Regions from separate parts of the Homo sapiens genome. Here all the other regions are linked to region 3. Evidence: chromatin contacts called from ENCODE Hi-C or POLR2A ChIA-PET data. All regions are on one chromosome and are shown on one strand. The core of a region is the stretch at or near the end of the contact, and the rest is flanking DNA. Distances in the headings are between cores, read along the strand shown.

Evidence for each region. Hi-C counts contacts between places; a loop is a spot of excess contacts on that map. ChIA-PET counts read pairs that join two places held with the same protein, here RNA polymerase II (POLR2A). Pooled maps may share reads with other maps.
Region 1: a loop to region 3 is called in a pooled map, with 23 times the contacts of the local background. The contact joins the enhancer-like site here to the promoter of EPCIP-AS1 in region 3. A Hi-C loop is called at or near these places in 1 of 37 single-sample maps with no recorded cell type and 7 of 50 pooled maps. POLR2A ChIA-PET finds 5 or more read pairs at or near these places in 2 of 52 experiments (MCF 10A and activated naive CD4-positive, alpha-beta T cell).
Region 2: a pooled map shows a loop between it and region 3 (4-fold over the local background). The contact joins the enhancer-like site here to the promoter of EPCIP-AS1 in region 3. A Hi-C loop is called at or near these places in 4 of 50 pooled maps. POLR2A ChIA-PET finds 5 or more read pairs at or near these places in 2 of 52 experiments (CD4-positive, alpha-beta T cell and naive thymus-derived CD4-positive, alpha-beta T cell).

Annotation. Positions count from the first base shown.
Region 1 is chr21:33,946,386-33,950,230 of GRCh38, forward strand. The region is part of intron 2 of LINC00649 (long intergenic non-protein coding RNA 649); the gene reads left to right. Among named protein-coding and RNA genes, the nearest start is that of LINC00649, 17 kb to the left of the region's middle. RefSeq lists enhancers at 962-2,161, 1,336-1,815, 2,346-2,405 and a silencer at 1,200-1,494. Within about 2 kb of position 1,471, at least 39 of the 41 ENCODE cell types and tissues checked have a DNase peak (open chromatin) inside an H3K27ac peak, as active enhancers do.
Region 2 is chr21:31,179,489-31,183,518 of GRCh38, forward strand. It overlaps TIAM1 (TIAM Rac1 associated GEF 1), which reads right to left. Exons shown (of 28, transcript NM_001353694.2): 15 at 2,933-3,157. Among named protein-coding and RNA genes, the nearest start is that of KRTAP19-8, 140 kb to the left of the region's middle. RefSeq lists an enhancer at 3,016-3,515. Within about 2 kb of position 2,048, at least 2 of the 41 ENCODE cell types and tissues checked have a DNase peak (open chromatin) inside an H3K27ac peak, as active enhancers do; they include CD4-positive, alpha-beta T cell, where a contact is called at or near this core.
Region 3 is chr21:32,770,626-32,774,170 of GRCh38, forward strand. It overlaps EPCIP-AS1 (EPCIP antisense RNA 1), which reads left to right and starts at 1,475. Exons shown (of 4, transcript NR_024623.1): 1 at 1,475-1,683. It overlaps PAXBP1 (PAX3 and PAX7 binding protein 1), which reads right to left and starts at 1,130. Exons shown (of 18, transcript NM_016631.4): 1 at 701-1,130. The coding sequence starts at 1,043. RefSeq lists an enhancer at 797-1,786.

The DNA.
Region 1 (3,845 bases), core at 221-2,720, 1.2 Mb after region 3:
TTCTAACTTTCCCCTTCCCTAATTTACTTATGTATAGAATTGGTCCTCATCCCTGACTGTGGGGAGACTTTTGATAGTTATTACCTTTTCTTTCTTTCTCTTTCTTTCTTTCTTTCTTTCCTTTCTTTCTTTCTTTCTTTCTTTTTCTTTCTTTCTTTCTTTCTTTCCTTCCTTCCTTCCTTCCTTCCTTTCTCTCTCTCTCTCTCTCTCTCTCTTTCTTTCTTCTTTTTTGAGACAGAGTTTCACTCTGTCACCCAGGCTGGAGTGCAGTGGCGCCATCTCAGCTCACTGCAACCTCCCCCTGCTGGGTTCAAACAATTCTCCTGCCTCAGCCTCCCGAGTAGCTGGGATTACAGGTGATGCCTGGCGAATTTTTGTATCTGTAGTAGAGACGGAGTTTCACCCTGTTGGTCAGGCTGGTCTCGAATTCCTGACCTCAGGTGATTTGCCCGCCTCGGCCTCCCAAAGTGCTGGGATTATAGGAGTGAGCCACCACCTCCGGCCAACTATTACCTTTTCTAAGAATGCTTTATGACATCATGGCATTTCAAATTGTGTAACATTCAGAACGTTTTCTGTTGTATCCTTTCCTAGGTCTTCATTACTTTCCTGGGACTTGACAGGGCATATTGAATCTATCCTGTAATGCATGGGAATAAATAAGGATTCCAAAACGTGAATTGGATTTAGTTAATTTTTGTTTCTCCATGTCTCCATACACACAGGCAGCATGAGTGAGCATCTAGTATGTATTGGATATGTGCTGGGTTGATACCATAAAGAGATTTATAAAATGGTGCCGACTTTGAGGGGTTCACACTCTGGGGGAAAGACTGTGCTGTCTAAGTGAATAAATTTGGAGATTGAGGGCTTCATGGAGAGGAGGAAAGTTGTGCTTTATAACATCATGGCATATTTGCATGAGCCATGCAAATAAGAAGCTCATCACCCACCCGATTTATGTCAGAATCAGAACCCAAAGCCAGGGACCCACCAACCAACTGTTCGGCCCAGCACAGTTTCCCTGTGGCAATTCCACTTCTTTTTTTCTTATCTTACGTCGCAGTGTACTTTGTCTCTTGTAACTCCTGCAGGATTTTTCTTAAAGCCTTACATGGTGCTGTTATCACGTGGCACAAAATGAAGCCGACCTCTTTGTGTGTGGGAATAGAGGGAGCATTACACTGCTGGGATGCAACAGATGGAGGGTGGAAAGCTGTCCAGCACCTTGTCTCTTCCAAGATACATAGCCCAGGGGTATTCCCATTCCTCCACGACACAAATGACAACTTCCTTGAGCTCTGATGGCTTGCCAGGTGGCTGATGGCGTGGAGAACCTTGCTCATGTTTACCTGTTCTTGCATCCATTACTCACCTCTGCCCACGTGCCCCCACACTTGCACACAAAGCCACAGAGTGGCTTAAAAAAAAAAAATGAAAAGCCTCCCCCCAACCCTATTGTAAAATGTCAAGTGTTTCAGTTTTGAGAAAAAAGAAAGCTGAAGAAACCATGACTCATGACATGGGCTGACAAACAACGATCTGAAGGTATGCTGGTGAGTCACACTGTGGAGCTCTGCCTTTGTGTTGTGGTGAGGGCCGGGGCTGGAAGGAGTGTCATGGGACCAGCCAGTAAAATTCCACTACTCTCCGAAGCCGATTGGGAGGCAATTTAAAAACCCTGGGCTTTTTCCAGCCCCAGTGTAGTGGATGACTCTGGGTCCCCTCAGGTATGTCGATCTGTATGGGAAATCAGGAAGAATGATTATTAATAACTGGAAAAAAAAAACCTGTTAGTATCTTTCCATGCCCAATGCCATGCTGAACCAGCCCTGCCTGCTTCTGCAAGCCAGCGAGGCTGCTGGATTTTCTCGAAGGGTATTGAGTTGCTAAGCAACAGCACTGGCGGCGCCTATCATGCCCAGCGATGTCAATGCCTGAGTGTGGCCTGCAGAGCACATTTGCTCCCCTCCCCCTCGCCTCCTCTCGACCCCTTCCCCCCACTACATGAGAACATTAATTTGCATCTCAGGGACAGGAGCTGTGCCAGGTGATTCTGTGTATAAAACAGCGCAGTGCAGCCCCTGAAGCACAAATATTGTTTTGGGTTGCAAGGCGGTGCATGTGACGTAGTTGAAAATACAGACTCATTTGTGTATACTCCCCACGTAAGGAGGGTAGGCTTCATCTAAAAGCCTGCGTGTCAAATACTCCTTTCTAATACATCCTGGTGTGCTCTGCCTTGAAGTGTTTTTTTCCTGTCTGCCCATCCAGCATCTTATTTATGCCCCATTCTGTCCCTCTCTCTCGTTGCCTTTGTTCTGTGGTCTCCTGGGTGATGGAGTTATTGTTTGTGTGTAGGGATGTGTGGATAAAAGGGAGCTGATTTCTAGAGGTGAGATGGCCCTGTGGTTAACGGTTGGAGGCTGCTGTTGACAAGGCCTGTTGCTGTGGCAGTTTTGCTCCGGAAGTGGCCATTTTCTGGGCAGGGCTCCACCAGAGCACCATCTGTCTGTGCCTTTTACTTCCTGTCAAGAGGCAGCAGGCTTCGTGAGCTGGGGAAGTGCCAGAAGCAGCCTTCGAATTAGACAGACCTGGACCCAAACCCTTTCTCTTCCCCCCACCCATTTTGGCATCTTGGCACGAGACTGTCCCCATTTCTGGAAAGGGTGTTCACAAGAACAGTCTGGCTGGGTTGTTGGGATGACCGAGTGTGATCATGCGTCTCTATGGCTGGCCATGGTGTTTATTCGATGGCAGGTATTACCAGGATGGAGCGAGTCCCAGTAGGAAGGGCCTTTAGGATGTCATCTGGTTCCACCCAACAGGGATGGGAACTGTAATTCCCCACTCTCCCTGTGGAGAATCAGGGCGGGCTCCGGATGGATGGCCAAAGGCTGCACAGAGGTGAGCCTCCAGGGTTGGGTTCTAAGCGCTGTTCACACTCCTGTCCCAGTGGTGTTTGGTCTGGGGCACATTGTGATATGTGTTTCCCTCCTTTCTTAAAATTAGCTCTTGGCTTCAGGGCCTTGTAGTGGACTGATGTCCCTCCTTAACTGAACAGTCAGTCTGCTTATTTTTTTGGGGTGGTTTAGGGGTAAAAATAAGTAGATAACTGAACAAAGCTGGCTGGCAGGAACCTTCGGCTGACCGCAGGGCTTTGGTGGTGGTCAAGACCTGGAATTGGATTTGAGGCCTGGCCAGCGTGAAGGATATGCCATAGGAGCCCAGGAGGATGACTCTGCCAGGCCTGCTTTTGACATGTCTGTCATGCTTCATGCTTTATGCTGCTCTGGGCCATTAAGCAAGAACTAAATCTGATGCCCAATCAAGGCTGAGCTCTTTTTTTTTTTGAGACACTGTCTCACTCTCTTGCCCAGGCTGTAGTGCAGTAGTGTGATCATGGCTCACTGCAGCCTCAGTCTCCTGGACTCAAGTGATCCTCCCACCTCAGCCTTCTGAGTAGCTGGGAGTACAGGTGAGTCAGGTGAGTCCCACCACACCCGGCTAATTTTTTTTTTTTTTTTGGTAGAGATGGGGTTTCACTGTGTTACCCAGGCTGGTCTCAAACTCCTGGGCTGAAGACCATCCACTCGCCTCAGCCTCCCAGTGTTGGGACTATAGGCGTGAGCACTCATCTAGTCTAGGCTGAGCTCCTAAACAGGAAATGTGTGGCATGGCTTCTTTGAAGGTGGCTTTCTCATTCTGAGTTTTAAACCACAACCACTGAAGATGGTTAGTGCCTGCAGAATGCGTACCATTTCCACTCAGAGAAACCATTCCTCCTTAAGGAAAGCTGGGGCCGTTCCTGGTCTGGCGTTCCCAGTGAAGGAAGAACCAAGTGG
Region 2 (4,030 bases), core at 798-3,297, 1.6 Mb before region 3:
GCCTGGCACATAGTAAATACTTAAAAAATATCAGCTCCGAGTTATGGCCGCTTAATTGAAAAAAAAAAAAAACCTTCCAAAGATGATCCCAAAATTGCAGTTTTAATGTGTTTTAAAATAATGGCAGGGTCCATGGATTTAGCGCACAGCCTCCAAAGGTGAGCGGTCTGAAGGAGGTAACGTGGTCAGTTGTAAAGTCCAGTTGTTTAGTTTAAAACTCCACCACACAAAAGACCAGACAGCAACTGTATACACAGAAATACTCAGATATTTCTAAAATAGATATATATAAAATGCATTTTAAAAATCTTTTAAATGCATTTCAAGATTTATTCAATGCATTTTAAACTCTATTAAATGTATTTTAATAGATTTTTAAGCAAACACACGTACACGTACATATACATACACAGATTTTTTTTTTTTTTTTTTTTTGAGACGGAATCTTGCTCTGTCGCCCAGGCTGAAGTGCAGTGGTGCAATCTCAGCTCACTGCAACCTCTGCCTCCCGGGTTCAAGCGATTCTTTTGCCTCAGCCTCCCGAGTAGCTGGGATTACAGGCGCCTGCCACCACGGATGGCTAATTTTTGTATTTTTAACAGAGGTGGTGTTTCACCATGTTGGCCAGGCTGGTCTCAAATTCCTGACCTCAGGTGATCCGCCTGCCTTGGCCTCCCAAAGTGCTGGGATTACAGGTGTGAGCCACTGCGCCCGGTAGACTTTTTTTAAAAAAGAAGAAAGAAATAGACGAAAACATTAACCGTGTCTATCCTTAAAAAAACAAATTGTGAGCAATCTCAGTCATACTTTACATCAGGGACAGCGAATTTGATGTGTAAAGGGCCATAGAGTAAACACTTTTGGCTTTGTAGACCCTAAGTCCTTGTCACAACGACTCAACTCTGCCATTACAGAAGGAAAACAGCCAGAGACAAGGTGTAAATGAATGGCATGACTGTGTTCCAATAAAACTTTATTTACAAAAACAGGTGGTGGGCTGCTTTTAGCCTATGGATTATAGTTTACCCACCTCTTTTTTTTTTTATATCTGTAACCCAGAAGAAGGGCTCAGACAGAAGAAAAAAATCCAAAGAAAGTTGAGTACACACTGTTGCTTATAGCACATATGTGCAAGCTTATAAAATCCTTTAAATAATCTAATCTAACATAATATGTCTCATTCAAAGTCATATTCCAGAAACAACTCTATCTGTGAACCGTTTTATGGGATCGATCCTGCCATCTTGTGGTCACATGAAATAACAGCCTTTATAGTCTTCATTCTCCTTTACTAAGGGTACACAACTCACTGGAGCCACTTTTCAAAAATTTGATTGGGATGTGGGGACCACAATAACATAATGAGTCAAGGAAGTCAACTGTAACTGAGAGCAATCAATTTTCTGAAGCTTCAACTTGTCAAAATCTTCCAAGGAGCCAATGGACAAAAGAATGAGGGGTCCAACTTCCTTAGCAAGCCAAGCTTCAGAAAATGATTTGAAAAACAACAATAGCAGGGCAAGAATATCCAACTACCCAAGAGCCTTCCATTTCAGATTTTGAACAGAACGCTCCTTTTGTATCCCAAGCTTTGAAAAGAGAAAATAATGACAAAACCCCAACTTACTAAATCAACCCAAACCCGAGAACCCGGTCATGGAGAAATAAATGATAGTAATCTATGCTGTTCATCTGTTCCATCACTCACTCACTCTCTTGCTGAACAAGAAAGGGCCACCCATGTAGCAAACCACATGTAAAGAGCCGGGAAGACAAAAATGAGGAATATAAACCCAGTCTCAGGAAACACATTTAGGCGAAAAGAGAGACACAAGCAAGTAAGAATCGCATGATCTAATGAGGGCCCATATGGAAGTCAAATTTGCAGGGTTGTGGGGGCCCAGAGGAGAGAGCTAACTCTATGGGGTCCCAGGAAGACTTCGAAAGGCAGGTGGCACTCACGCTGCTTCTAGTAGAATGAGCACAGGTTGCCAGAAGGAGCGGGGAGAGGAAGGAAGGGCAGGGCAGGGGGGTCACTGAAGCGCTCGGGTTCAGTCTTCAGGTTGAAAAAGTCCAAAAGACAAACAGAGCTCTGCACACATTTCCACTCTGGGCCTCTCAGCATCTCAGCTCACGTCCTTCTCTCAGACAGCAGGAAAGCAGGGCTGAGTGGTGGTTTGGAAGATGACGATAGAGAAGGCAGGAACAGAGGTAGGACTTAGTCTCAGCATCTTATGTGATTCCCAGCACTTCTTCTTCTTCTTCTTCTTTTTTTTTTTTTTTTTTTTTTTTTTTTTTTTTTTTTTTTTTTTTTTTTACGAGACAGGCCTCTGTCTCCCAGGCTGGAATGCAGCAGTGCAATCACAGCTTACTGCAGCCTCAAACTCCTGGGCCCAAGCGATCCTCCTGACTCAGCCTCCCAAGTAGCTGGAACTACAGATGCTCTCCACTATGCCCAGCTCATTTTTTTTTTTTTGGAGAGATAGAGTCTCGTTATGTTGCCCAGGCTGGTCTCAAACTCCTGACCTCAAGGTATCCTCCTGCTTCCACCTCCCAAGTGCTGGGATTACAGGTGCGAGCCACCACACGTGGCCCAATTCCCAACACTTCTGTGCCTCTGTATCTCTATCCACAGCAAAGTCTTCTAAATATTCACCTTTCCCCAAAATGAGAAACAGCAGAAGCATTATAAAGCTGCCCATGGGTGACAGGTGGATCTGTAGCAAAACAGCTCTATGAGAAAATAAAGTTCCCTGCGCCTTTGAAATTTCAACAGGAAATGCAGGGCCAGTCATCAGCCCATCTTGCACACACATTTTATACCACCTGCCAGACAGAGGCACTCACTGAAACACACAAGCCGCATGATAAACTCCCCGGGTCGTGGCACAACGGAGTTCAGACTCGCCCCCAGCACCCTGCACAGCCATACCTGGGTTGCTGGTGAGAAAGGCGAGGGGGCTCTCGCCAAGGTCGGCAGGGCCGTCCACTCGGTGGGGCGGGCTTTCCAGCAGCTCCACTCCTTCCTCCAGCTCGGGGTAGGTCCTCACCAGGAGGCCCAGCGAGGGCTGTGAGAGGAAATCTTTGAGCATAGAAGAGTTCAGGGCGTCAGCAGCACGATTATTGATCTCAAGAATCTCATCTCCTGCTTTCAGGCCTGCCAACGCAAGATGGAAAATTTTTAATTTCACACACATTATCAGAACACAACAGCTTAGGAGCTCTGCTATAAAGGGCACACCTGCTGTGGGTCTCACAGCCCCAGGTGCTGCTGCAGACAGGCTGCGGTGCTCGGGAGTGATCCTCAGGAGAGGACAGGGGCCTCAGGTTCTGAAGGTTCTAGATTTGCAGGTTACAACATGCCTAGCTGGTCCTTCATACATCAAGCAAACAAACTTACTCCTTCATTAATTTGTGTGTTCCAAGCATCTGCAAATTTCTCACAAATGCTAATTAATTCCGGTTATCTTCCTACACTTTTGGGGCGGGGCGAGCGGGGAATGGCAGTGCTCTCTGATGACTGCCATCACTGTGTTTTGTACATGTTCATGCCTCAGTGCACACTTAAGTCACAGCCAGCTAATATCTATTGATTATTTCCAAGGAACCAAAATGCAGGGCGTTCACTCTGGCTATGAGGACAGAAGTAAGAATGTCTCATTCCAAATACACTTAGAGATGACAGTTTCAAGAACCCAATGCAATCATTTTGTCCTTTTTTGTTTTGTTTTCAAACTACATCTGAACCTTGGGATGAATCTCTTTTGGTAGATCCCCAAAGGATCTGCTAGGGGAATTGCCAAAATTTGGGACCCAAGGGAACGACCATGAACAAGCCCAACCTAGAAGAACAGCAAGTTGAGACACCAAGGTGCAGTTCAAACTCGCACTGGAAGAACATTCCAGCAGCCTGAGAAATGGAGAGGGTGGGAAGAACATGAAAGAAAATAAAATAATCCTTTCAGCTAGGGAGAGAAAAGGAGCCCAATTTCTAATTTTATACACCAATATGGAAAAACCAACTTGAAAA
Region 3 (3,545 bases), core at 225-2,724:
AGATTTAAGGCTCATTTAAGATCAGCAATCTAAAACCACTGCAGCCTGGCCTCCCACAGGAATTGGAGAAACTACCTTGCTTTTACTATTTTTACACCGTCTCGCTTCACTGTTCCCAAAGTCAGTGCGAAGAAGGCTGGGTATCTGCTACCCCTAATTACTTTTATGGGTAAACTGAGGCTCAGCGACTGCAAGGGACTGGCCCAAGGTCACTCAGAACCAGAGCTGCAACTCCAGGCTTCTGTTCCCTCTCCTAGTATTCCTTTTTACAAACTCGGCCTTCATGGTCGAGGATGCCTGGACAGAGCATCCAAGAAGTGTGGGCGCAGTGACCTGCAGAGGGCTCGGAAAGCATGCCAAGAGCAGCCAGGGGACCCACACCAAGTTGGCCCTGAAACACGCCAGGCAGAAAAGAGGCAGGACAGGGAACACCGAATTTCCCCTGAAACACTCTGAATGCCTGATCTGAGCTCCGGCCCCGTGGCAGAGGAGGTGGTTAAGAAAAGGCTGGGGGCAGCGCGGGAACGCGTCCCTTGCCCGAGCAGAAGGCCGGAGGCTGGGGAAGATTCGCAGCCGGTCGGACGGCAGGGGACTCCGTTCCAGGGCTCCGGGGCTGGGCGTCCAGAGAATACGGGGGCGGGGGACGGGGGCCTGCGTCGGGGATGCGGCCGTCTAAGGGCGTCCGAAGCGCGCACTTTACCTTCCTCCTCGTCCTGGAAGCTGAGCAGGCTGGCCCGGGGCACCTCTTTGTTCTCGCGAGGCCTCTTGCGCGGCTTCAGCCCGTTGCCGGGCTCCGCGCCGCCGGGGAAGCCGCCCCCGGCCTCAGCCCCGAGGCCCGGGGTCAGCGCGGAAGGCGGCGACGGCCCCGGGCCCAGCAGCGACTCCCCGCCAGGGGCCCTGTCGCCGCCACCGGGGCCCGCCTCTTCGCCCGTGCCCGGCGGCGGCAACAACGGCGGCGGCTCCTGCTCCTCATCGCGTTCCCGCTCTTCCTCTTCGGAGTCGTTCCGCTTGCGCACGTTCACCCGCCGGGCCTTTCGGAACATCCCCGCGGCCCGCACGGCGGTCGAATACTCGCTTCCACACCGCGGCCCCGGCAGCGCCGAGCTCGTGACGGCGCACGCGCGCTCTCCGGAGCTCCAGCCGGGTCGAGTCCTCTGTTGCTACCGCGCACCCCACGAGCGCGCATGCGCCTATGCTCCCACGCGCTCTCAATACTTGGAGAAAGAGAGAGAGTGAGAGAGAGAGAGAGAGAGAGAGAGAGAGAGAGAGAGAGAGAGAGAGAGAGAGAGAGAGAGAGAGAGAGAGAGAGAGAGAGAGAGAGAGCGAGAGAGAGAGAGAGAGAGAGAGCGAGAGAGAGAGAGAGAGCCCCACACCTCTCGCGAGAGCGTCGGCTCTTTGCATCGCTCTCTGTCGGAGTGGAGTACTATTAGCATGGAACTCTGGTGTTGTTTGACAGGTCACAAAGAGGATCATAGAGATGAGAAGAAAGAGTAGGCTCTGTTGTCCCTCAGACGGCGCTGCTGCAGTGCGTCTTCGCACTTACGCGGAGCGGTAATGTGAGGAAGCCTCCCGCCAAACAGATGAGGGAGGAGGAGGAGGGGAGAGGCCAGAGAGAGAAGCGGCTTTCGGGAAGGAAAGTGTGATCTAGTAGGTGGAATAGTCCTCTCCAAACTTTGACCTGAGGTGTGACTATTGGTAATTACTAGTTATTCTTGAGTAATACTTTGTATTTCTACAGCTTTATAGCTACAGAGCTCTTAGAAAGACATTGAATTTTATTTATGATACAATGTTACTTCAAAGACATTGAATTTCATTTATGGTACAATGTTACTTCAAAGACATTGAATTTCAGTTATGATACAATGTTACCTGGCTTGATGTCCCCCGTTCCCCAGTCTTTCAGGAACAAGGAAAGCAAAAGTGTTTCCGTGTTTTCTAAAGAATGCCAAGTTTGCAAGCAATTCTATGACTAAATACTTTCCAAAGCTTAGTGAGTTTCAGAAACAAGTGGAAGGAAAATAGAGCAGGGGGTGGGGAAGGTTGTGACAGTTCTCAGACTTGCGTGACAAAGCCCTCGCTGGCCACACCTTCACAGGGTGATTGCGCCTAAGGTTGAACTCACCGGCTTTCCCTATCTCATCACCGAACTAGAAGTTTTTCCTTCGGGCATGCACCTGTGCATGCGAATTCATTTTGATGTTTCGAAATTAAAAGGGTATTCGGTAGAGTGAAAAAAATCCACCCATGTCTGGAAGGCTGTTCACTTCCTCAGTGGCAATGTTAACAGTTTCTTATGATCCTCTAAAGATGTTCCATGAACATAAAAGCAAATAAATATGCATATTTTAATGTGTTCCCCTTTTTACACAGATGGTGTGTAAGCTGCATTTTTAGCCTACCGTAGATTGGAGATCGGCCCATATCTGTATATGAAGGGTTGTGTTTTTTTGGTTTTTTGTTTGTTTGTTTTGAGACTAAATTTCGCTCTTGTCGCCCAGGCTAGAGTGCAATGGCGCGATCTCCGCTCACTGCAATCTCCGCCTCCCAGGTTCAAGTGATTCTTCTGCCTCAGCCTCCCTAGTAGCTGGGATTACAGGCACGTGCCACCACGCCCAGCTAATTTATTTTGTATTTTTGTATTTCACTCTGTTGGCCAGGATGATCTCAATCTCTTGACTTCGTGATCCGCCCGCCTCAGTCTCCCAAAGTGCTGGGATTACAGGCGTGAGCCACCGCGCACGGCCGTCTATTTTTTTTTTTAACCCACCTGCGTAGTGATTCATTGTTGGGATATACCGTAATTTATTTAACCAGTTCCATAAACATTGATATTTAGATTATTTCTAGTCTTAATCAGTGCTGTAATGAAAAGCTTTGAAAAACTGTTACATCTGTAGGATGAAATAGAATTGAAATTGCTAGATCTCAATATATGCATTTATGATTTTGCTAATTCTAAATTTCTTTTTATAGAAGTTATGCAGTTTGCACTTATATCAGCAAACATTAGGATGCCTGTTTGCCCACACCATCCTGTAGAAATTTCAGTAAGATTTAAATTCCAGGTTGAAGTGGAAGATCCCGAGCACTCCAAGCATTTCTTTTTATTTTATTTATTTATTTATTTATTATTTGTTTGAGACGGAGTCTTGCTCTATGGCCCAGACTGGAGTGCGGTGGCACGATCTCAGCTCACTGCAACTTCTGTCTCCCATGTTCAAGCTATTGTCATGTCTCAGCCTCCCGGGTAGCTGGGATTACAGGCATCTGGCACCACACCCGGCTAATTTTTGTATTTTTGTTTTGTTTTGTTTTGTTTTTTAAGACGGAGTCTTGCTCTTCTCGCCCAGGCTGGAGTACAATGGCACGATCTCAGCTCACTGCAACCTCTGCCTCCTGTGTTCAAACGATTCTCTTGCCTCAGCCTCCCGAGTAGCTGGGATTACAGGCACCTGGCACCACACCTGGCTAATTTTTGTATTTTTAGTAGAGACGGGGTTTTGCCACGTTGGCCAGGCTGGTCTCAAACTTCTGACCTTGTG